Regions from separate parts of the Homo sapiens genome. Here all the other regions are linked to region 1. Evidence: chromatin loops called from intact Hi-C (ENCODE). Cell type or tissue: mammary epithelial cell. All regions are shown on one strand. Region 1 holds the start of LOC101928385 (a long non-coding RNA gene). Region 2 has its middle 30 kb from the start of SNORA88. Region 3 has its middle 140 kb from the start of WT1-AS. Region 4 overlaps DCDC1 (doublecortin domain containing 1). Region 5 has its middle 11 kb from the start of SNORA88.

Region 1 (5,000 bases):
CCTGACCCTTTCAGCTAATTAATCACACTGCTTTTTACAGATAGCCACTTTGGACCCCTGTGGCAAGAATGTGTTGGGTTCTATTTTAAAGCATACTGAAGCTCCTTGTAAAATGATTTCAGTGCCAAACAGTCTTGTCACTGGACATCACTGCCCTTGATAAAATTTCCTTTCCATCAACAAACTCCAGCCTGGCAATCCCAAACTGCCCCGTTATCAATATGCTTTCAGAAAACAGCAATAGTCAATACATACTGAGTGCTGGTCACAGCCAGGCACTGCACCAAGGGCTCTATATGCAAGATCTCATTGAATCCTCTCTGTAATAGTGTGACTTGTAGCCATTATTATTATTATCATTTAACGGATGTACAGACTAAGATTCAAAAACTTTGGGTAATTTGTTTGAGATGTTCCACTAGAAGGCAGCAGGGCTGGCTTTAAACCCAGGCCGAGGGACTCCAAAGTGCTTAACTTTTAAGCTAAACTTGTTAGTATATAGCCTTATATGTGTTCATTATTTTGTTGCTGTTTTTATTGTGTGATGTCTTAGTCTATTTTATGTTGCTATAACAGAATACCACAAACCGGATAATTTATAAAGATAAGAAATATATTTCTCACGGTTCTGGGAGTGGGAATATCAAGGTGCTAGCATCTGAGAAGGACTTTCTTGCTGCATCATCCCATGGTGAAGGGCAAGAGGGTGAGACAGGGAGAGGGAGAGAAAGCACAAGAGAGGGACAAACTCGCTTTTATAACAAACCACTCTCTTGATAACAAATCTACTCCTATGAAAGTGACATTAGTCTAGTAGAACAGCATCCTCATGACCTAATCACCTCTTAAAGGTCCCCACCCCCCTACACTGCAGTTGCACTGGGGATTAAGTTTCCAACACATAAATCTTGGGTACAAATTTAAACCATAGCATGCATTCCCTACTACTGTAGCACCCCAGGGAATGTGTGTGTTCGTGTGCACATATGTCTGTGTGTGTGTGTGTCCGAGAGAGAGAGAGTTAGAATGAACATCTGTAGGATGAAGGGAGAGACACATGTAGTTACTTCCAGATCCTTGTTCCCTGTCATTTTATGTGGTTTCTTCTGATCATCTGGATTGTCTGAAATAGAAAGCTCCTGTATGTCAAGGGCTTTGATTGACTTTTCTCAAAACCTAGGTGAGTGCCCCCATGCAAGCAGGTCCTCTGTGACGGCATCTAGATCACAATGGGGATGAATCAGTAAGTGAAAACTTCTGGGGAAGGAGGGAGGAGTCTGCTAGCTTCTTTCTGCCAAGATGAGCTGCGGTAGTCCTTTTCCTCCCTCCCCTCCTTTCTTTCTTCCCTCGTTTCTTTTCTTTTTCTTCCATGTCATTACGGAGAAGGGCACTGGAGGCTTACTGAAGAGCTTTGAGAAATAGCATAGAAGGCCCAGAGCATTACTTGTTTCCAGATGGTATGTGTGCGTGTGGATCTGGGGGGAATGTGGACCGTTTTGGTGGACTCTGGTGGCTTTTCCCCTGCTGGATTCCCTTTGGAGTGGTTTTCTTGGACGTGGGCAAATTTAAGATTTAAAACAAAATTCAAAGTGATGGAGTGCGGCTGACTTCTCTGAGGGTTTCTTCACTTCCAGATCAAGCTAAGGCTGTACCCTGGCTATGAATAGCCCAGCCTCCTGTGGTGTCCAAGCCTGGAGAGATTCTGTCTCATTCACTCCTGGTAGACTGGTTAACCCGGCCACAGGCTCCTTTTGCCTTCAGCGCTCCCCAACAGCCGATGGCTGGCCAGCATGTCCACCATCTTCATGCACAAGGTGTGCTCTACATTAAAGATCCTCTAACCATACAGCATTGTGGATAAGATGATTATCTGCTTTTTTCCTTCACCTTTGAGCCCAAACTCTCACTTACCATTAGGGCTTGAATGAGCTGCAAATCCAATGCAATCTAGAAATGCCCACCAAAAAGACGAATTTGAACTTTGCCTAGGGCCAAATTACGGGGGATAGGGAGGGTAAGGGAGGAAGAGAAAACATATTTCTTCTGCCTGTATCATTGCATTTACCCTAAAACCTTGTCTCTCCTACTGTGGGAAGAACTGAGCCATAGGGCCAGCAATCTGAGTGTGGGCAGCTTCTGGGTTTGAGTGTTTTCTTTCAAGTTCCCCCTCCCCGCCAGAGAATAAGCCCTCTGCTCCATGGCTGGCGTGGGCTGAGATCTGAGATTCTGTTAATTGTGGAGTGAAATTCTCCCAAGGAGGCGGACATTGCCATTGCGCCACCTGCTGGAAGATTGAAAAAGTATTTGAAACTCAGGGTTCAGCTATCCAACCAGTGGCTTCGCAATCAAAATGATTATTTTTCATAATTCCCATTTTGTCTTACTACACAAGTTACACAGGTTCATTGAAGACAACTTAGGAAGTTCACAGAAGTAAAACAAAACAAAAGTCATCCATAATTCTGTCACCCAGAGATAACCATTTTTTATATTTTGTTGGCTTTCCTTCCAGTCTTTTTTCTAGTTGGATATATGTAAATTCATATATGCTATTGATATCATTCAATAAACATTATTTTATAACTTGCTTTTTAAACTTAACAATAAATCTTAAATACCTTTACCTATTATTAATTATAATCTGCAACATGAGTCTTGCTTAGTACTTTTTTAATATTCCTACACCATACATCTACAGTCTATTCCTATACATTAATTACAATGTTTCTATGCTTTGATTTTTACTGAGTCTAGTTTCTCCCCTCCTTTTTCCTCCTCTTCTTTCTTTCCTTCTCCTTCCTTTCTTTCCTTCCTGCTTTACTTCTTTTTCTCTTTACTTATTTATTTCTCTCCCCTAACAAAAGTCTGCCATAGATGTTGTTTGGGGCAGTTCCTTGGGTGTGTCTATCTCACCCCGTCATAGAAGGAGCTCTAGAGACTTTCGCGTGGACCCTGGAGCTCTCTTCCAGGTGGGCTCTGCAGTCCTGCCATGAAAATAGAACATTCTTCACTCCGAATAGAGGCAGACAAGAAAGATGGAATCCCCATCTAGTGCCTCCTCCAGTGCCTAGTGAAAAACAGGAGGCTAGCAATTGCTGATCATGTGCTCTGTACAAGCCGGACTCCATTCTTAGAACTTGATATGAATTATCACACATAAGTGTCACAAAACCCTTACAAGATATAGTCCTTCCCTTCCTTCCTTCCTTCCTTCCTTCCTTCCTTCCTTCCTTCCTTCCTTCCTTCCTTTCTTCCTCCCTCCCTCCCTCCCTCCGTCCCTTCCTTCCTTGCTTCCTTCTCCCTCCCTCCCTTCCTTCCTTCTTTCCTTTCTTCCTTTCTTTCACTGGACAGCTTAGGACACCAAGCTTAAGAAAAGCACACAAACTTGCCCAAGATCACCAACAAGTAAAGCCTTAAACCTCAGTGTGCAATGACTGCCTGTTAAAACAAAACAAAACAATATTTCCAGCCTCTCTTGACAAATCAGAAGATTTGACAACACAGGTTTGCATTCCACTGTAACAATCATTAGCTGGAGCTGAGTAGTGGTGCCCATATTCCATCAGTACAGGCTCTCCAGTTGTACTGTCTCCACTTCTCATACATTCTCCTCATGGTAGAAAAGGACTCCCTACTGCCAACGGCACAATGGGACTGACTGACTTCAACTAACAGACTAAGAGAGTTTACAGAAAGAAAACGACAGGCTCAGAGCTGTATATTCCTGGCTCTGTCTGAGAACCAAGATGCGTCTACAGCTGCCCTAAAAAAAAATCATCTGTCTCTCCTATCCATGGGTGTGGAAAGGGATGTGGAGGATGCTAGACCATGGAGGGAGGAGCATAACTACAGTTCAGACTGAAGTCGTTGCTATGGGTGCCACTTCCAGAGCTACTAGAGTAAGTACACACATGGGTGTATGGGAGCAGTTGTTAGCTTCGTTGGCTGATGGTGGCCTGTGCTAAGTGAAGTTGATATAATATAGAACAGGAATTGGCAAACTTTTTCTGAAAAAAAGACAGGCAGTAAAAGTTTTGGGCTTTGTGAACCATGAGGTCTTTGCTGTAACTAAACTCCACTGTCAGAAGTGCTAGAGCAGCCATAGACAATATGTACATGAACGGGCGTGGCTGTGTTCCAATCAAGCTTTGCTTACACAAACAGGTGGCAGTGTTATTTACAAAAGCAGGCCATAGTTTGCCAACTCCAATATAGAAGAAGGAATCGAAAGATTTAAGAATAGGGCTGTTGGAGTGGATTTAGCCTCTGCAAACGATCCCATTTAAACTAGTTGGATTTTATTTTCTTCAATTGAGCCCTCACTCATACATCATTTCCACACTTTCTGTGACTTTTGAAAATGGTCAAAATAAGACATTTCCCTGCATACAATTAGGGATTGGGGATGGGATTTCAGATTTGGATTATCTGACTTGGGTTATTTTCTAAATTGTGTTAGTGATTGGGTTCTCAGCAGACCAGAACCCCCATGGAGGCTCCTCTTTGGACCCAGAACTTCTTAGGCTAGTGGAACCAGCAGAGGCAGAATCACCCCAAATGGGATTGGACCTGTGGGGAGGCCACGGTCCTAGAAACGCATCCTTCAAAGACCAGGCTGACAATATCATTTAACACAGCAATTTCCAGTCCCTGAGATGAGATTTGAGTCAGAACGAGAGGGAAGTAAAAACAATTTAAAAAGAGAAGCTGGAGAAGTCTAGGCATCTCTCATAAGTCTGGAGTCTCCGGATTCAAGAGTTCGGCCCAGAAAATGAGAAAGTGGGTGGAGAAAAGAACTGCCAGGGAGTGAAAGGCTGTCAGGGACTCTTATGTTTGTGTTTTACCTGAAGCCCCTGGTGGTGTGGGTAGTATAGGGAAAAGGGGAAAAGAGGACACTTCTAAGCTGGCTTAGTATAAATATATACCATTCTCTAAAGTTGGAAGGGAAGGGGCCTCCTCCATTACAAGGAACTCCCTGTCCTGTGTCCATGGATAACACT
Region 2 (5,000 bases), 120 kb before region 1:
GACCACCTTTGCCCACTAGAGGGCACAAGAGAGCCATGAATGCCCATAGCTTGGCGGGTTGGTTTTGGGGATGCAAGTAGGAAAGGCCCTTTGTAGGCCAATTTCTGTCGCTTGTAAAAAAAAACCAATTTATTCTTTTTTTTCTTAATAAATGTGGAGCTCTCTTTATTTCGCTAACTCCCTTCTTTCTTTCCTTCCTTGTTTATATTTTATACCCCTCTCCTTGCTTCTTAGATTTATTTGTGATTCCGCTCTTGACAGTAGTATGCAGTAGAAAATAGCCCACATGGCTTTCAGGAAAAAACAAAACAAAACGTTGCCATCCTTCCTCTGGATAACTTTTCCATAAAATTTTCATTGTATGTGGGCGGGGGGAGCAGGAGCCTTGTGCTTCCCGAGAAAATCACTGACACGGTGCTGAGAAAAATATATAAAATAACACTTAACTCCTCTTTCCAGAAGGACATGTGAAAGCTATAATTGTACCTGCTGACTTTCCCTCTGGGCCTCTCTGGGGCTGGGGGTAGGGACTGTGGCTTTGCAACCTACCATACAGTGAGTGTTTAGATCGGGAAGAATTGCCTAATGAAACCGGCAGAGTGAAGGGGAAGGTAGTGGGGAATCCTGCAGGAATACCAGCTCTGAATTAAAACAGGGCCTAGGCCCCACGAGCTGATCAGGGTGTTGCAACTCATGTCAGATCCAAACCTGCCAGCAAATCCCATTCTTGACGATGAGGACATTAGTCAGATGGGGACAATTGTCTGTGGTCATTTTTGGCAATGTGACTGGTGGTAGAGATTGTTGGGAGATTCAAAAGGATTCTTACCAGTGGATCTATAGCTCATTTTTCATTTTTGTAGAATGGTTTTAAGAAATTTATACTTTTAGGTAGCTCTTAATTGTGTGTATGTGTGCATGCATGTTAGTGTGTGTAGGGGTGAGTCACGAAATGGACATAAGATACCACTTTTAAAGATAAGTAGCCATGAGTATCAGACAAGGAGAAAATGGGTGATATGACAAATGAAATAGGAGTCATTGCAAGGAAAACTTAAAGAATACCAGGTTGCAAAAAAAATTGTGTTTAAAGAGGTGGGAGTCAGGCCAGGCATGGTGGCTCATGTCCGTAATCCTAGCACTTTGGGATGCCAAGGTGGGCAGACTGCTTGAGCCCAGGAGTTCGAGTTCAGCCTGGGCAACATGGTGAAACCCTGTTTCTATAGAAAATACAAAAAATTAGCCGGGCATAGTGGTACATACCTGTAGTCCCAGCTACCCTGGGAGACTGAGGTAGGAGAATCACCTGAGCTGAGGCAGTCAGGCTGCTGTGAACCACCATTGTACCTCTGCACTCCAGCCTGGGTGACAGAATGAGACCCTGTCTCAAAAAAAAAAAAAAAAAAAAGAAAAGAAAAGAAAAAAGAAAAAGGGCTGGGCGCGGTGACTCACGCCTGTAATCCCAGCACTTTGGGAGGCCGAGGCAGGCAGATCACGAGGTCAGGAGATAGAGACCATCCTGGCTAACATGGTGAAACCCCGTCTCTACTAAAAATACAAAAAATTAGCTGGGCGTGGTGGCGGGCGCCTGTAGTCCCAGTTACTTGGGAGGCTGAGGCAGGAGAATGGTGTGAACCCGGAAGGCGGAGGTTGTAGTGAGCCGAGATCGTACCACTGCACTCCAGCCTGGGCGACAGATAGAGAGTCCGTCTCAAACAAAAAAAAAAAAAAGGAAAGAAAAAAGAAAAGGAGGTGGACAGACATTTTGAAGGGCATTGTTTGGCTGTCTTCTAATCTTCTTATTCATGTTTTCAGTAATAGCATGGGGCTTTATTTTCAAAATACTTTCGATTGCTAATAGTTAATAGTGAATATTCCTCAAGGGCAGTGGTTTTCCAGCAATGGGGTAGGGACCAGAACCTGGAGGGTGTGGCCAAGGGGCTGGGGGCTCTGCCCCTGCTTCTACCAGAACGCTCTGCCTTTTTGGGGCTCCACTTAAGATCTAATTTGGAAAAGAGGGTTCCACTGCTAAAAGAGTAAAAGAGAGAGATAGAGGCAAATTTAAAACCTCTGGTTTAAGGCTGGCCTTGCTGGCTTATGCCTGTAATCTCAACACTTTGGGAAATTGAAGCAGGAACATCTCTCAAGCCCAGGAGTTCAAGACCAGCCTGGGCAACATAGGGAGATCCTGTGTCTACTAAATAAATAAATAAATAAATAAATAAATAAATAAAAATTAGCTGGGTGTGGTGGCAATCTCTTGTAGTCCCAGCTACTCAGGAGGCTGAGGTGGGATGATTGCTTGAGCCCTGGAGGTTGAGGCTGCAGGGAGCTGTGATCACACCACTGCACCCAGCCTGGGCAATAGAGTAAGACCCTGTTTCAATAAATAATAAGTAAATAATAAAATTAAACCTCTGGTTGACTGCCTTCTGGTTTACAGAGTTTTCCCATGATCTCACTTGGACCTCACAGAGACTTCATCCTCCCCAATCTCTGTTTTCAGAAGAGGAAGCAAAGTTCATCAAGATGAAGAAATATATTCCTTGTTACACAGTGAGTGGCAGAGCTTGGACTTGAGCCTGAGCCTTCAGAATCCAAATTCAGGACTCCTCCCTTACAGCAGGATAGAGTAGAGTGAGAACCTAAGATCAGACTTGAAGAGGGACCTGATGTGTGATGGCACCCTGGGTGACACAAGGAAAAGTCTCCAGGGAGAGGGTGGTGGTGATTGATTAGCCGGGTGGAGGGAGAAACCTGAGATTTAATAGGCAGGACAGCAGGAGGCAGCAGTGCCCCAGAAAGGGAAGAAACCATCGGAGCCTCCAGCGTCCTGATTGCCGGCCACAGCCCTCCCAGCCAGTCCTAGCCTCTGCATCTGGGACCAGGGATCCTGCCACTGGGCATCTCCTTTCATTTTGGGATTGTCAGCCTCATTCCAGTTCTTCAGCAGGTAGGAAACTGAGTCACAGGGTACCTAAGCTGGCCAGGAATCAGCCCTGCAAATCTGAGGGCCCAGCCCACAGAGTCTCCCATGGCTTTCTGGGGAAACGATTGACGTTATGGGAGTGAAATGGGAACAACTGTGGCCCATCAGCCCCGTGTGTTTAGGGACAGCCCCTCTGGGCAGCCTCCTTTCCAGAATCTCCCACGGATCCTTTGACCACAAAGCCGTGCACACGGTCATTTCATTCACTATTAATGTGCGCCCTTCCCCTGGCGTGGCTGGCTCTTTCTTAAAGTTAACCAGTAACTGGTCTTTTTGTTATCCGATTTCTGTGAGAGGAGCCCTGCCAACAATTCTCACCAAGGGAGCACTTCTGATTTTTGTTTCCTTTCTCTTTCGGGTCTGCGGAAAACCTTTCATGTCCCTTTGTGTCCTAGAGAACGGCACGCCGCCACCCAGAATGTGCCAGCCTACTTGGCTTTCCTCAGCACTGCCGACGGCGCTCTAAACCATTCCCCTAGCATCACATTCCTGACTTCAAACAGGCCAGGGAGATTGAGAGCTCCTCGAATAAGTGGGACTTTCTGGAGATTCTCTTGGGAAGGAGTGACAGGCAGAGAGCAGGAATAATTACACTGAAAGTTTGTTATTTGCTTGCACAGTTTTCTTCCTTTGTGTGGAGTTTATTCCCGGAAGCCCAAAGAGGGGCTTGATAAACAGCAGAAAGGCTACAGAGCCAATTGGCTGGAAAAGAAATGACAATAAAAGTCGCACAGAATGAAGTCTTCTGTCAGCACCCATTTAAGTTAAACAGGTTTACATGTTGCAGCAGAGAATTAACTGTTTGATTTGCTAGAAACCAAGAGAATTTTCAGCACTTGGAGTGAGAAAAAAAAAAAATTTACTTTTAACTTAGGTCTTCAAACCTCCCTCCCCTCCAAAACCAGGACCTAATTGCAATGATTTTCCCATATGGGTCAAAGGGATCATTGGAAAGTCCAAAGGCAAGGCCCTCGGCCCTAAGGGTCTGTAGTTTGCAGCCTAGGAGTACACTCTGTGATAGAAACCTCTCCATGTCATCTCTCCTAATTTGTGCGTGTAATTGACAGCTTGTTAACAGTTCATTAGGAACACTGAAACCCATGTGGCAAAAACAAATCTATCTAGCAGAGAGGATGTAGTCCCTTCTTCTGAAAGCCTGTTTATTAAAATTTTTGCTAGAAACAAAATAGCGTGGCAGGAAATAACCCACTGCATCCTTTCAAAACAAGAACTTTCAGTCCCTCTCTGCTAAACTTCTTGTTTCCTGGGACACAGTGTTGTCTGGCTGGGCTTTGATCGAGCAGAACAGGAACCCGTGGGCCTGTGAGGGGACATACTCAAAGGTCCTCGGGGCAGCGAAGGGAAGACTCATCCATCCATGAACACAGATCAGTCACTCTTTTTTTTTTTTTTTTTTTTTTTTTTTTTTTTTGAGACAGCGTCTGGCTCTGTCGCCCAGGCTGGAGTGCAGTGGCGCGATCTCGGCTCACTGCAAGCTCCGCCTCCTGGGTTCACGCCATTCTCCTGCCTCAGCCTCTCAAGTAGCTGGGACTACAGGAGCCCGCCACCGCTCCCGGATCAGCCACTCTTTAAGGCTCGGAGGATTGGGACTTAACAATCCTGTGATCTTCCTGCCCTCCTACTCACTATTTCTCTAGGTCTCTGGAGGTCTTAAATATTGTCTCGGTGGAAGCTTCTGGTAAAACAACTTGCAATCTAATATAATATAATTTCTTATATTTCTCCCTGATTCCCCTGGGGAAAATTAATTGCCCCTTCCTCTCTGTGCCACAGCACTTCACACTTCCTTTCGCTATGTGTGGTCACGTGTGCTCTTGCTACTTAGATGTCTCTCTTGGCCAGAGCATCAGTGAGCTCGTGTATTTTCTCCATCTCTGAATCCTCCGCACTGGGCATTGTTGCTTTTAGGCCATCTTTTAGCATCCCATTCATTCTCAACCACTCCCTCACCACCAACCCCTCACCTCAGTCCCAACCATCTAGGGGATTT
Region 3 (5,000 bases), 250 kb before region 1:
AGGCCATATTCAGTGTCTAAGTGGCATCAGGAATTTTTGTTCAGTGACAGGAAAACAAGATTGAAGAAGAAAGGTTTGCTTCTCTGGACTGCCTGAGCTTGGGGACATGTGAGCACCCCCCACAACACCCACTCAGAGGTCCCTTGTGTTTTCTGTTAGACATCACACATTGGCCGACCTCAGATCAGGCCTCCCTCTCTCCTGCCCCTACCACTTGGAAAGAGGTTTAGAGTTAAGTGAGACCAACCTCTCCTGCAGGGGACATCAGTATAACAGCAGCACTTTTGCTATTAATAATTATGCATTTTTCCTGCGAATGCCTTGGAAGAGTGTGAGGGAAGCTAGGATTGTTTTAACTCTCTTTTCTTGATCTCCCTCCTCCTCTGTCTCTCCCACCCCCATCCCAGCTACAAGGTCATGAAAGGATTTAAGAGCTGTGGGGAAAAAGAAAGCATAGCAATGTCGTGGGGGTCCTGGGAGAGTGGGGCAGTGAACCCCTTCAGAAGGTCAGGAGGAGGAAGTGCAGACCTGTGAGAGGTCCAGGGTGGTGGCAGAGAAGTGTTTACTGCCAGCCCCTGGTGAGCCAGTGTATTAGTCTGTTCTCATGCTGCTATAAAGAACTGCCTGAGACTGTGTAATTTGTAAAGGAAAGAGGTTTAATTGCCTCACAGTTCAGCATGGCAGGGGAGGCCTCAGGAAACTTACAATCATGGTGGAAGGGGAAGCAAACACATTCTTTTTCACATGGCAGCAGGAAGGAGAAGTGCTGAACAAAGTGGGGAAAAGCCCCTTTTGAAACCATCAGATCTTGTGGGAACTCACTCACTATCACAAGAACAGCAGCAAGGAGGTACCCACCCCATGATCCAATTACCCTCACTGGGTCCCTTCCAGGACACATAGGGATTATGGGAACTACAATTCAAGATGAGATTTGGGTGGGGACACAGCCAAACCATATCAGCCAGGTACCATGCTGGGCCCTCTTACATCACAAGTGCTCTTGTCACAAATAGCTAAGAAAGTTATATTTTATTCTGACTACTGCTTGGTGAAATAGATGTTATTGGCTGCTTTAAATCCTTTTTGGAACAAGGCTATGTGTAAACAGTTAAGCTGCCATCCATATTTAATGGACACATTTGAAGGCTCAGAGAGGTGAGATGACTTGTCTGATATCACACAATACACAACAGAGCCTAGCGTTGCTGTTCTGCCTTGATTCCAAAGTCTTGTGAGAATGTCTGTTTAATTTATTTTCTGCAGCTTAGGATTCTATGTCCAGTACTCTCTTTGGAGCCATGAGGTGGAGTTGGATGAGCAGGCTGCTGTCCTGCTTGGTAGGAAGGAGGCTGCCATCCCAGCCAGGGTGTTTGGAGATTTGGAAGAGGATCTGGCTGGGGAATGGTGTCTCTACCAAGCCCCCTCCTTATTTAGCCCCAGGGGCAAGTGAATGCTGTGATTGCTGACTTTAGGTCCCATATTTTGCCCCCAGAATAAGTGGAGTGAAAGAGGGAAGAGGTTTAAGCAGTGTTTCCAAAGCTTTTACAAAGCCTTTCGTGGTTGGGGATTCGGATTTAGAGTCAGGTCTGGGTTGGTGTTCAGACCCCTCAACCTACTGGCTTCTGACCTCAGGCTGCTTACAGCAACTCCATTTACCTTCATTTATGGGGGATAATGCTATCCATTTTGTAGGATTATTGGGAGGATAATGCTTGGCACATAGTAAATGCTCAAGGAATATTCTTTATGACTTTTATCCCCCACCCCAACCCCCTGCCATAGCCTTTCCTCCTTCCCTTGCTTTCTCATACACCTCTGGAAGGCCCTCCCTGCTACCCTTTGCCATCTACCCCCATGAAGACCCAGTAGGCTCAGCTATTTTATGGAAACTTCTTCAGGAAGTTCATTGATTCAGCCTTTGTTTGGAGTTTGATGGTTGGCTGGGGGCTTTTAGGTTCTGGGAGACTCATTTGCTGAACACATTCTCCCAAGGCTGTGTGTAGCTTCCCCCTTGATACCTATCTGGGGCCAGAGCTGATCTATCAATTCTTTATTAAGAACAGTTATTTTTTATTTATGATGCTTGTGGGTTCATTAAAAATGGCACTCCCTGTTGGGGATAGCAGCGAAGCTTTTAGCCAGTTTTTATCAGGTTGTTAGAGTAGATATGAATATTTTAATAGAGAGAAAGAGCAAAGCCTTCAACAAACTTAATTTGTTCTAGAATTTAAGTGACAGGCTTAACAGGGGTGCCTAGTAATTCAGTATAATCAGCCCAGATAGTGGAATAAAGAACACAATTAAATGGACCAGGGAGCTTTTCCAGGGGGTTTTTACCCCCCTGAGCAGCTGTAAATCACTATATCCCTGGATCCTTTTAGGCCATGTAAGATCTAGCATAGCCACAGGCAGCTTCTAGGCCCCATTACGTTCCCAAGGAAGCCAGGAGAGTGTTTTTGTAGATTCCATTTTAACATTTATAGAATTCTTTTCCCAAGATGCTGATCTTATTAAATTATGTACAAAAAGATGGATAAGCCAGGCCACTGCTGTCCGTCAAAAGCATATTTGAGGCCTCCATCTTGATTGCAATCATAGAGATTCTGGCGAGTTTCTTCATGTAGTTTAAAAAAGTATCCACTTGGGGGAGCTTTATGATTGACTTTTAATATCCATATCAGATTTTATGTGCAACGTGAGATCCAGATGACTGCTCCCCAACACCCACTGCACTGACAAGCTAGTGAAGCAAGCAATGGTTGCAGAAATACAGTGATAAATCAGTGTGAGTGGCTTTACTTTATTGGCAATTCCTCCCTCTGGATTTTCAAGTTAGTCTTGATTTTTTAAAAGCTTTCCCTTCAAACTAAAATAGTTTAATAAAGACACAGTAAAGAATAGCAGTACTTTCTGTTGTTTCCTGGACAAGTATTCTGCATATATATTCAGACATCAGATGCACACTTAAGTAAGTGCATGTCTCAGTTAAACAGCCAAAGCACTGGAAAAATCTCCTTTGAAGTTTTATGAACATGGTCAATTGCAAGGAAGATAAAATCATAAAACCAAATGTCTGAGCAGGGAATGCTATTTTCTAGTGTATTCACCATGTAACTCTCCATCGCCCTTTCTTTCTCCCAAATAGATGGGGCATGGAGAGGTCTAATGAAGGGCAATCCATTGCTGCCCGGGCATAAGTCCAGGTTCCAGATGGTCTTTAGGTCTACCCAGATTTGGACAGTTTTGAAATAATGGAAAGCGAGTTAGGGTTCCTAATTAGGACATTTATAGAGAATGTTTTCACAATATGGATGCACAATTAACCTCTTTTACTATGGACTAAAATGAAACCAATTAGAAAACCACATATACAAGTGTGCCTCTATGTGTCCACCTGCCCACATAGAGGGAGCTGGAAAGTGTTTCTTAGAAGGAGATGGCTTGGTTACTGTATAAACCTCAGTCTCACTCTGTTCTCTTCTCTTTCTCCTTTGTCCTCTTCTTTTGAGTTGCTGGAGCATCATAGAGTCTCCTGTCATTTGCTTGGTGTCCAGTGATTATGTTCATATGGCTTTGCTATCTTGACAAAGCGTCTTTCTTATTTTTTCTGCTCTCTTTCTGGAAGAGGAAGGAAGAGTCCTTCTGGGCCACTTTTCAGCCTTTTGTCCTGTTGATGAACATCCCGGCATCTGAGCAGCTCCTATTTCTTTCTGCATTTGCTTCCTTTGATGCCATTCCCTCCCACTTCAGGGGACTCAGTCTCACCTTGCTGCATCTCTGTCTCTCTTATTGGACAGCCTGATTGTCTCCACACAAGCGTCACACTCTCTGTTGTCATCTGCCCTATGAGGACAAATTGCAGATACCTGCTCCTGCAAAGATCAACCGCCTGCCCTACCCACTTGCTCACCATCTTCATTGGTCACATCGATCTTTCACTGTCTGCTCAATGGAGAAGAAATGTCATTTCCTCAGGAATCCTGTGCTTCCTACCAGGAAGACATTTATTCAAGGAACAAAAAAGCTCCACACTCCTATTTTCATGGTATTTTCTGGCCTTTTTGCTTAATGCAGTGGTTTTCAAGCTTTCTCTTTTTAACCACAGATGCTATGATTTAATTCTTAGAACTAAGTCATATGCGAAAGCCCAGCCCAGTCTGCGCCTGGCTTCTCATTTCCTATGTGGCAGCTCATTTCCTAAAAGACAGCTGCACCAGCTCCTGCTAGGCCCCTTTGCAATGAGATTCTGCTGCTTTTCCCATCAAGGTGGAGCCTGTTTCCCCTCTCCTTGATCTGGTGGCCTTGTATCTTGCTTTGACCAACAGAATGTGGTGGAAGTGATGCTATGCAAGTCAGGAGGTGTTGCAGCTTCCACTTCAGTCCTTTTGGGTTCTTGTCCTGAGCACCATGTGTAGAAACTGCTCTAGCTTATTAGAGGATAAGCGGAGACATGGAGGAGAACTGAGGCCACACAACCAACATCCAGCACCGAGTGCCAGATGCTTGAGAGAGGAGGCATCTTGGACTTCCCACTGATTGTTGCAGGATGGGTGAGCTTTAGGGAAGGCATCAGAGGAACTGCCCAGCAAAGTACAGAAACTGGAGAAATGGCCAATTCTTATTATTTTAAGCCACTCAATTTTGTGTCATTTTGCTATGTAGAAATAGATAACTGAAACAGATGCCATTCAGGAAGACCCTACATTAATAAGTCTGTGTGTGTGTGTGTGTGTGTGTGTGTGTGTGTTTGTGTGTAATCAGCTTAATTTAAATTGTAAAGTGAGTTAGTGGGTTTCTGCATACTAACAATGTAAACACAGGCTGCTTCATGTTGCTGCCTCCTGTCCCCACTCCCCTGCCTTAAAATGCCATACTACATCCTGGCTGAGTTTACTGTGTATGTTCACATACCATGAACATTTTATAGATGCTTTGTGGAAAGCTTTTATAAAATCAGATTTATATACGGTAAGTCTCACATCACTTAACGTTGGCTA
Region 4 (5,000 bases), 820 kb after region 1:
TCAACTACACTTACTTCATTTGACCTTTGGTATAGCCTTTTCTATTTAGTTTTATATAAGATTGTTTTAAAGAATCTTTAGATAGGTGAAATGGAGGTAGATGATGATTCCTATTTCCTTAACAAATTAAAGTTTATAAATCGTATGATTAGATTATTCTTGATATTATTTCAATTTATTTCACTTTTGAGACCACATATAAAAACAACAATATTATCTTGATGTCTGTCGAAATATAAGCTTTAAATTTTGTCATTCCCAAAGGAAATTTATTTTAAATAAATTGCGATAATATAGCTTTAAAAGAAAAGTCAGGGCTACTGGTTTTATGTTTACAAACTTACTCATTTTTCAATTTTTAACTTTAGCTTGGCTGTTATAGCATGCAACTGATTTAAGCACACTACATTAGGGTGGTCTTAAATATATACTGATTCGTGTGTATTAAAATGAGATATTTTATTTAGAACAGCACAAAGTCACTTAGACATACATTTATCACATTTATTTCCTTAAAAGTGGAAGCATCTTGGAAATTGCTTGGAGCTAAGCAGAATCTATTTAATTGGTAATCTTTGCAATTGCATAAACGCATTCCTATGAAATGTAGTTAACACTTTCAGCGACAGGGCCGTTCCATCTCATTAGCATTCTTGTTATGTAGTGGTGCTGTTGGTGGGGGTGTTGAAGTAGGAATGCCATTGTGTCGAGTTCTAGTGTTTGGGGACAAACACTGCTGTGGAAGGAACGTGTGAAAAGGCCACAGTCCTGTCAGTGAATGAGGAAGGCTGTGCTTTCTGTGTGCTTCAAGCAGGGAAGCTGTCATTCATAGGCCTAACACAGCTAAGGAGAGGCCAAAACACAAGGCTGCACTACCTTTTAAAATGATATTAGTGATTTTTAAACATGATGTTCTTTATTTATCATCCCACATAGAGCTTTTAGTTGCTGTCAGTAAACAAAATATGGCAGTCTGTTGAGAAACACTGTAAAGATGCATAAACGTGCATGGAGCTGTGCCAGGCAGCTATACAAGTAATGACTCAGAATGGCTGATGGGCAGTGTTAAGTACAAATGTGATTTTTGAGAAACACTCATTTCTGAAAATGTCTTCCCAAGTTTGAATTTCCCCGCCAACCAACAAAATTCCTGGAGACTTTTACATAAGAATGCATAGTACTTTTTTTTTTTTAAATACAATTTTTGAAAGCACTCATAAACTTTCAGTTTTAATCATTTAAAGCTGTTCACAGTATGGCCTAACAGTTCTTATAGATTGCATAGTTATTTTTGAAATTCAGAGAGAAAAAAGGGAAATGAGTATCTATTATATCATGGTAAGCACCATCTTAATTAGGAAGAGTCATAGCCCCTGAATTCATTAAGCCATGAAAAAATGTGAATCTGTGAATTTAAGAAATCTTAAGGAATTTTTAATTCTACTCCTAGTTTTTAGCACTTCGGAATAAAATGATTGTTTGATATTAAATTTTAGCTGATTTGATTACTTAAAGCAAAATAAATAAACCAAAGTATTCTCCAATATTTCTTAAATTCTTGGGGTATTTTCTAAACTTTGGTAGTGTATTGAAAAACACTGCAATTTCTATTTATGTCTGAAGTTGTGGGAAAATGTTTTATTTCTGTAATTTTAATTTTGAAATGTGTATTTGAGCTATTTGTAGTAAATCATTACTTAATAAAGTTTGTTGAGGTTTATATAATTTTTGGCCCGAGTGATTTAAATTTAAATTTTTTTGCATGTATGTAGTCTCTTTTGTTTATTAATTTAAGCAAGTTAACTTTTTTGGATGCTGTTATATATGTTATATGTAAAAGTTCTATATTTGGCATATTGTGTTTAGCAATCTCAGGTACTGAATTTCTATTTCAAAAATTAGGTTTTACTTTTTAAATTGTAACAATATTGCAGATTTATTTTGTGGGCATATTATTTGATGAGGAAATAACCATCTAGCTTGAGTATATATTGTTTTTGCAGTTTAAAATTGAAATGTATTTTGTTAACATACTAAAACTAAGCTCTACCAAAGCACTTAGATTTTGTTTAAAAAATTGTGTAAGTTAATGTTGGCTCACTTTATCCACACTTTCAATAAGTTTGGTAATTAGGTATCAAACAATAGTATAATATAATTCTATCCAGAATTGATTCATCTCAAAATATGCTTGAATTACATTTATTATTGACAAAATTTGTTTATTGCATAAAGTATTTTAAAAGGAATCTTAGTATTTTAATTTTTCAAAAAAGAAGTGCTTGAAGTTTGTCTTTTCAGATCCTGTGTCAATTAAAATAATTTATTGGTTCTACATCATTGAATGAATAACTATCTCTATTTCATTTTCTGTATATACTTTAAAAATTGAGCTGTTTCTTTGACTTAGCCTTTCTGTGACAACACTTAAAATATTTCAGTTTTTAACAAACTTCCTAATTATCCTTTGAAACCTTGGAACAAAATCTATAATATATAAACATAATATACTATTAAAAACATGAAAATAGTGTGATAGTCATTTCGAGATGAAAACTACTTCTGAAGGTTCTGGTAAGTAATTTTTTTTAGAATATTAGGTTGTTTGTAGATTTGAGTGATTGTTGATTTTTTTTTTCCTGAAACCAAGCTGCATTCTAGTTACTTGAAGTATTTTAAGAACCTTAAACTTGTGTCTCTTTCTAAGTGTCATGCTTTGAGCAGGCCTAACATCAGTTAAATGAAGTGAAAATTGCATTCTTGTCTTGATAGAGATGAAAATGGATTTCTGGTCATGAAATAGATGTAGTTGTCACTTTTTAAAAAAGGTGTCAGCAGTTTGCTTCAGTGAGTAAGGTGCCAATTCAGTATGGCAGTAAACTTGTGATCTGAGCAATCAATAAAATGCTTCAATAACTTCTGCTTCATTACACTTATAATAAGAGGCTATAGATCCATGGCACATAAAATGTTGATAAAGAGGATATGTGGAGATCGACTGTGACAATTTTCTCAAAAGTACAGTAAGTGCAATATTGCCATCTAGAGTTTGTGCATAGGTAATTATTACAGAGAGGGGGGAAGTGACAGTGGAATAAAATAAGAAGTGATATTGAAATAGTGTTTATTTTCCATCATTTATCCATGACATATTTATCTTCATGGAACATTTCATTTGACTTGTCATAAAGCTGTTTAGGTCAGGAGAAAATTTTCAAATCTGTGTTTTTCTCTAATTCTCTTAGAATTATACTACCAAGTGTCAAATATGTATCTCTAGCTCAAAATTGAACTTTTTATCATGAAAACTATTTATTAAATAATTCACTTTGGAAAAAAATAGAGGTTTTTCTTTTTTACATGGTAATTCAGTTCTGTAAAACCAGAGAGCTTTATTGACATCTCAGCTGGGTGTCTTTCAATTAGAAAAATTATCTGTATTAATGTTAAACCTTCTCCAAAGAATAAGGGCCAACTTACGTTTCAAATGGTATTTTAAAATAAATATTTTTAACTTAAAAACTGCATCTCATAAAGGAAAGATAGACTTTTCTGCTTATGCAATTCTGAACATTTTGATGAAAAGTGAATTCCATTTGGGGATCATCTAGGAATATGTCTCCATCTTTATCAACATATTAAAAATATTAGTTATCACCTTACTTTTCTTGATTAATTAAAAATTATTTAAATTGTTTCATTTTATAATACTTTTTGAATGAACTAATATGGAAATATTTAAAAATCATTTATCCTCTGTACTTGTGACTGAATAGAAAATTTTATAAAAATCCCAATTTAAGTGTTTTAATTATAATACAGATAAAGTAAACTTAATATGGATACAGATTGACTTAACAAGGAAAGTTGTGTTTTTTTTTTCTACTCAACTCTCCCTTTACAGAATATGGACCATTTTTCTAAGTTTATAGAGGTAGGCACTTTAAGTTTCCCTGAGATGAATAATTTGGCATTAATATATTATTAATGCATTTTTTCTAATACACTGTTGATGTATTTGCTTTTTATGTCTGTGTGTGAATGACTTCCATAATTGTAAAAAATGGAAATGATTATAACCTAAATTTATTTTTATTTTCTGACCAAAAATTTATTCTCAGACATCCTAATGTTATATCCCCACTTATATTTAAGATCATTCTTTAGTTAGATGAAGATATCCTTCTTTAGTTAGATGAAGATATCTTATGTGGAAATTTCTAATCATATTGGGTAGAAATATTGCATTTTAAAAACTCCAAATAAAGATAGAATTGTCCAGGCAAAGTACTTGAAAGTAGACCTGACAAATGTTCTTTAAATTACTCAACCACCTACAGGTATTATTGCCTATGACTCTTTTGAAATGAGAATAAATTTTATAGAGTTACAGCAGCAAAGTGAAAGAGTGTGTTTGATAGATTCCCTGAACAGTTTCAACACCCACAGGTATTATTTGTAAGAAAACAATCATGCTGAGTCTTCAGCTGGTTAGAGAGGGCATAGCATTCTATCTTCACCTGACATCCTATCTGTTCTGTCAACATCCTGGGCCCCCTGCCTCCTGCCCCCTCCTCCGAAAACAATAATGCTCACTGAGAGGTTCGTGTGAACGGACAAGAATATGAATTTTTTTTCCTTGAAGAACTAAAACAGTATTGAATACACATTCTTAGTAGGAGGAAAACCAACTCTCTTAAGGATTGACTAGTATTTTCTATTTACTATTCAAATGGATCAGTGTTGTCAATGATTGCTAGTTAAGATCTTTGGTTCTTGAGAAGTCTGACTAATGATTGATAAAGCAATTGTAAACATCTTGGGTATCATTGCTTTGCTTTATTTTATTCAGAGACATATATAGTGGCTTCCTCACTTCTTGTTAGTAGCGTTAGTTCGAGTAAACATCAATCTTACAACAAACTTCTGATTTTCAAATAATAAAATTCATTCTTTGCTCTTATTTTATATATGTTGCAAAAGGTGGGAATTAATGTAAC
Region 5 (5,000 bases), 100 kb before region 1:
ACATGGGACAGGAGCCCTGAAATGCCATTAGAAGATCTGATTGGGGGTCATCTTCGTGGAGGTAATTGCAAAGCTGTCAAATAAGGAAGTCAAGCAAGCAATAAAAGGTAAAATAAACCAACAAATGAAATAAGAACCAATTAGAAACCTTGAAAATAAAAAATATAGCCACCAAACCAGAAAAGCAATAGTATAAACTTTAGAGTATATGTAGTTGGAGAAAGAATTAGTGAACTGGAAGATAGCACTGAGTTAACATGTGCTTTAGTTAGTAGCATGCAGCACTAACAGAGAGGACATTTTAAAAAACAAAACAATTATTTTTTTTAAGTTAAGAGATATAATATATAGATCAAGAACTCCAATGTAAGAAATAGCAGAGAAACAGTATCTGACAAGAAACTGAAGAAAGGCGTGATCACCTTATGTATAGTGTATGCTGAGTTCCAAGCAGTACACACAAAGAAAAATTCACAGCTAAACACATCATAGTAAAACTGTAATACATAAAGTATAATTTCTTATGGGCAACAGTAAAGGCCAAAGACATTGAAGGAATATGTTCAAAGTGTTGAAAAATATAACCATCAACCTATAATTTTTCCACCCCACTAAACTATTATTCTAGAGCAGGGGCCTGCAAACTTTTTCTTAAAGGGCCAGAGAGTAAATATTTTAGGCTTCAAGGCAATATGACCATTTTTGCCCACTAAGATTTATGTCACATTTGGGAGGAAGATAGAAATAATGAGCAATTTGGGACTTTGTTGTACAAATGTAGAATTAAGTAAGTTGGTTAAAATACTAAGAATGGCAGAATGTGGTGGCTCACATCTGTAATCTCAGCACTGTGGGAGGAAGCAGGAAGATAGCTTGAGCTCAGGAGTTTGAGACCAACCTGGGCAACATAGTGAGACCATGGCTCTACCAAAACTTTTTTAAAAAATTAGCTCGAAGTAGTGGCATGTAGGTGTAGCCCCAGCTTCTCAGGAGGCTGAGGAAGGAGGATTGCTTGAGCCCAGGAGGTCAAAGCTACAGTGAGCCGTGATCACACCACTGCACTCCAGCCTGGGCAACAGAGCAAGATGCTGTCTCATTTTTTTGAGACAAAAAAAAAAAAAAGATTAAGGATGGCCATTAGAAGACTAGAAATACACTCTATACCTTCCAAACTAACAATGTAACAAGAAAAATTATAGAAAACTTTGTCAATCTAAAAGAAGCCAGAAAATGAGGGGAAAGAAGTCAAGAAGTGGATAACCAACAGAAACACACAAAATAAGATGGCAGAAATAATTCAGTATCTCAAGAAATATAACTAATCAATTAAATGACAGAGACTATCAAATTGAATCAAAGCAAACTAAAAAATAAAATGTGACAAAGTCCAGCTAGATATTGGCCCAGAACTCTCCTAAAGGGCTGTCTACCACAATTGCATTAGAAGTGAAAGACCTTCAGATTATTCCGCTGCTCCACCTAATGTCTGGTTCCTACAGAAGATTTAGTACCTTGTGGTTAAATAAATTTACTTAGTCCCTTCCATGAACTGATAGCTTAAATGTGAGTGAATTGGTCTGAAAGATTTCCAAGGTCTTTTTAACTCTAAAATGCCAAGATACAGTGATTCCCCTGGATAGGCAGAGCTTTGTGCCCGCATTCAGGAGCATCAAGGACACTACGGTTACCACTGACCGTGTGATGGAGGCTGGCCTTGGCACTTGGGCAGTGAGCATTTGCAGTGCAATCTCGGTTTGCATGTTGTCATTGGCCTGTGTTAAGGAGCCTTTGCAGATGGACAGACGCTTGTGATTGCCATCGCGTATGGGCAACATGGAGATTGGCCTGTAAGAGGCAGGAGAGGGCTTTTTGCTCCTAATGTGTTATGAAAGTTTGATCAGAGTGGGAATTTTCTGTCATGGGTGATTAGTATCATCTCCTATTAATATTTACTTTCCCTAATTCAGTATGAAAAGTGCCAACGTAAAAACACTTTGCTGTGAAAGGGAAAGAGGATGCAGAATGATGCCACATGCAGGTTCTAGTGTCTCCTTTCTTTAAGATGAGTGGCTCCTCCCAACCCCACTGCCACCCCGTTTATTCTTTTCCATGAGAGTTTAGCCTCCTTTTTTCCCACCCTCACAATAATTCCTGAATTCATTGAGCTATCTATCCCAAGTCAGGGAGGAATGTCAGAGTTCCTCCATGAGTCCAATCACAAATACATAATAATAATAACAACAGTAATAACATTGATACATAACTATTGTGTATGGAGTGCTTACTGTGTGTCAGGCATTGGGCTAAGTTCTTTATGGCTATTAATTCATTAAATTCCCTCCAACAGCCCTAGTGTCCCATATTACATATGTGGAAGCTAAGGCTTAGAGGGATTGTGGCTTGCCTGAGTTCCCACAGCCAGTAAGCAGCCGTGTAGGGCTCTAACTCAGTGGGTGGGACTGGGATTCAACTATGTGGAACAATGTCACCCATGCTGTGGAGGAGAAGACCATAACTTTTCTTTTTTTGAGGATCTCTTAGGCTCTCAACCAGAATTTCTCAGTCTTGGCCCTATTGACATTTTGGGCTGGAGAAGTCTTTGTTATGGGGCTTGTCCTGTGCATTGTAGGATGTTTACCCGCATCTTTGGTCTCTATCCATTAGATGCCAGTAGCAGCCCTACTCCTCACCTCCAAGTTGTGAAAATTAAAACTGTCTCCAGAAATGTCCAAGTGTCCCTAGGGGGCAGAATCACCCCTGCTTAAGAACCACTGCTGCAGACCAAGTTCTTCAACCCTCTGCCGCAGTGTCACATGGGAAGGAAGCCCTACTTCTTTCCTGCCCTCACACATTTGACAGGAGCTGCTGTTTGCAGAGATGGGAGTAGTTCTGAGTTTTGTTTCAGGTGAGAGGGAGTTTCCTGAACTCTGAGCTTCTGCTGTCTTAAAGGTACCTGGGCTTCCACTAGTCCAGTAAAAATGCAAGACTCCTTTGAGTCTCATGGCAGTCACATTGGGTGGCTTGCCCAGCTCCTGTTCCCTGGGAATGGCTCAGTGTGCTCAGGGGGCAGCCATGTGTCTAGCCAGAGCTGATGGGCCCAGGGTAGATTCTTAGTCCACTTGGGGCAATGAGTTCTGTCTCCCAGGAAGCTGAAAGTGGGACCAGGTTGAGTCTCTCTTGGTGGCTATGACTGTGACCTGCAAATGTGGCAGCTCCATTGACCTTCTTCCTGCCCTGTACACTAGCTGATATAGAGAAATTGTTCTCAAATTTGGTGCCCAGATCAGTAGCAGTAGCATCACTGGGAGCTGGTCAGAAACACACATTCTCAGTTCCCACCCAGACTTACAGATTCAGAAACTTGGAGGAGGTGTCCAGCGACCTGCAGGTTACCAAGCCCTCTGGGGGATTCTGATGTTCACTAAGGTTGGCACAGAGGGTGAGAGAGACTCAAGGAAATATGATCTATGGAATAGAGAGAGGAAACTCCTGTTGAAGAGATAACTTCCCAGTTCCCAGTTCCAGCTCTTCCTGCTTCCCAGCCACATTCCTGTCCTTCGGTTTAGTGAGATGCTTTTATGTTCTAACTACAAAATCTACCTCTGACTTTCCCCCTGCCCTTAAGTTGACTGAAGTCAGTTTCTGTTGCTTGCAACTGAAAAATTCTTACTCATTCATGTCACAATACAATTCACGTGGAGAAGAAATTATATGGAGCAATGTCACCCCAGCTGCTCAGGAAAATACTGTAATTTTATCAAGGGCTCTTGGAAATATTTAAAAGCTCCAGAGAAAATACCCCATGTTTATTTTCTTATTATCAAGAGCAAGAATTGTGTATTTGTGTGTCTATTTAAGGAAGCTTATGTACTGACTGCCCCTACCCCTTATCTCTCTTTGTATTTTTTATTCTTCAGTGCTAAAGGCTTGGTATTTTCTTGACTCTGCCCTCACTTTTTTCTCCCAGGTTAAACCTGGAATTAAGATAGATCTCAATCAGCCAACAAATATTTATTCAATGCCCACAATGTGGCATGTGTTTGGAGGGTCGGTTGGTCATGATTCCTACATAGTCTCTCCTCAAAAGAATGATAGCTTTGTAGGAGAGAATGCAATTATCCTACTCCTGTGACAGTAAGACACACAGTGTGATAAGTCCAGGATTAGGTCTGTGTTTAGGGTTCAGAGGAAACCCAGAAGAGAGAATGAGCCGCCAGGAAGGGGGAAGTTCTGGGAAAAGAGGAAGGAAGGGTGGTAATCAGAGAAAGCTTCCTAAAGGAAGTTCCACCTAAATTAGACCTGGAACTATGACTAAATGTCTACCAGGCAGAAAAGGCAAGGGAAGGAGAATGTTCAATTTGTGGTTCACAAGCACCGGAGAGAAGAATTTGATGCTTTATTGCTTATCTGCTTCTTGATCTGGCTGACTTGGAGGGCTACAGTATCATATACACACTGAAAATAAGGTAAGGACTTTTTAAAATTTCTCAAAGCCTCCAGAAACTATCTTTTATAGCACTGGCAGCGCCTCTTTTTGGACATAATTTATTAGCTGGACTTTCAGTGTGACATGGCTGAACATCACTGGCCTTTAAAGTCATCCTTGTAAGGAGAATAGGCTGTCTGTTGGTTTATCTCAACTAGAAGAAAAATAAAGAGTATGAAGAGGAAAAAATTCCCTATTAAGTTTTATAATTATAATATGAAAATTCAGTTAATTTCTTTTATCGTAGTGAGTCATTAAAGACTGAAGTAGGTTCCCAGCCTTTTGTTTCCAGAACAATCCCCCAGAGGCTGAGCGCTCTGTCATTCGAATGGGCCTGATTAAAGCAAGGAGCCGCTATCTTCAGATTACTGCTCTTTGTCATTACCATTACGTTATCTTGCTCTTCAGACTGATTTTTAATTTTTATGTTTGCAATTATAAATGATTTACAGGGACATTCATCGCCCGACCTGTCCTGAGTCATTAAATTCACCTAGGTTGAATAGCCCGATGT

What was found. Peaks named below come from ENCODE experiments on the same cell type or tissue, not always from the same donor. Only the 100,000 strongest peaks of a DNase experiment are listed, where the experiment ranks them.
Region 2: it touches region 1 in a loop (15-fold over the local background); 109 of 110 quality-filtered maps call a loop at or near these places.
Region 3: a loop joins it to region 1, with 8 times the contacts of the local background. A loop is called at or near these places in 28 of 110 quality-filtered maps.
Region 4: it touches region 1 in a loop (11-fold over the local background); 4 of 110 quality-filtered maps call a loop at or near these places.
Region 5: it touches region 1 in a loop (15-fold over the local background); 11 of 110 quality-filtered maps call a loop at or near these places.

What each region holds. Positions count from the first base shown.
Region 1 is chr11:32,049,604-32,054,603 of GRCh38, reverse strand. LOC101928385 (a long non-coding RNA gene) reads left to right here and starts at 1,283. Exons shown (of 2, transcript NR_188501.1): 1 at 1,283-1,457; 2 at 1,635-1,846. RefSeq lists an enhancer at 2,094-2,173. In mammary epithelial cell, a CTCF peak has its summit at 2,284 (motif pointing left); no DNase peak of the experiment used is centred here.
Region 2 is chr11:32,171,411-32,176,410 of GRCh38, reverse strand. No RefSeq gene overlaps it. Among named protein-coding and RNA genes, the nearest start is that of SNORA88, 30 kb to the right of the region's middle. RefSeq lists enhancers at 1-467, 1-921. In mammary epithelial cell, CTCF peaks have their summits at 21 (motif pointing right) and 2,783 (motif pointing right); a DNase peak (open chromatin) is centred at 20; H3K4me3 peaks cover 303 bases.
Region 3 is chr11:32,295,425-32,300,424 of GRCh38, reverse strand. No RefSeq gene overlaps it. Among named protein-coding and RNA genes, the nearest start is that of WT1-AS, 140 kb to the left of the region's middle. In mammary epithelial cell, a CTCF peak has its summit at 2,629 (motif pointing right); no DNase peak of the experiment used is centred here.
Region 4 is chr11:31,234,286-31,239,285 of GRCh38, reverse strand. All of the region lies in intron 9 of DCDC1 (doublecortin domain containing 1), which reads left to right. Among named protein-coding and RNA genes, the nearest start is that of DCDC1, 130 kb to the left of the region's middle. In mammary epithelial cell, a CTCF peak has its summit at 3,037 (motif pointing left); no DNase peak of the experiment used is centred here.
Region 5 is chr11:32,152,262-32,157,261 of GRCh38, reverse strand. It overlaps the pseudogene THEM7P. Among named protein-coding and RNA genes, the nearest start is that of SNORA88, 11 kb to the right of the region's middle. In mammary epithelial cell, a CTCF peak has its summit at 2,745; no DNase peak of the experiment used is centred here.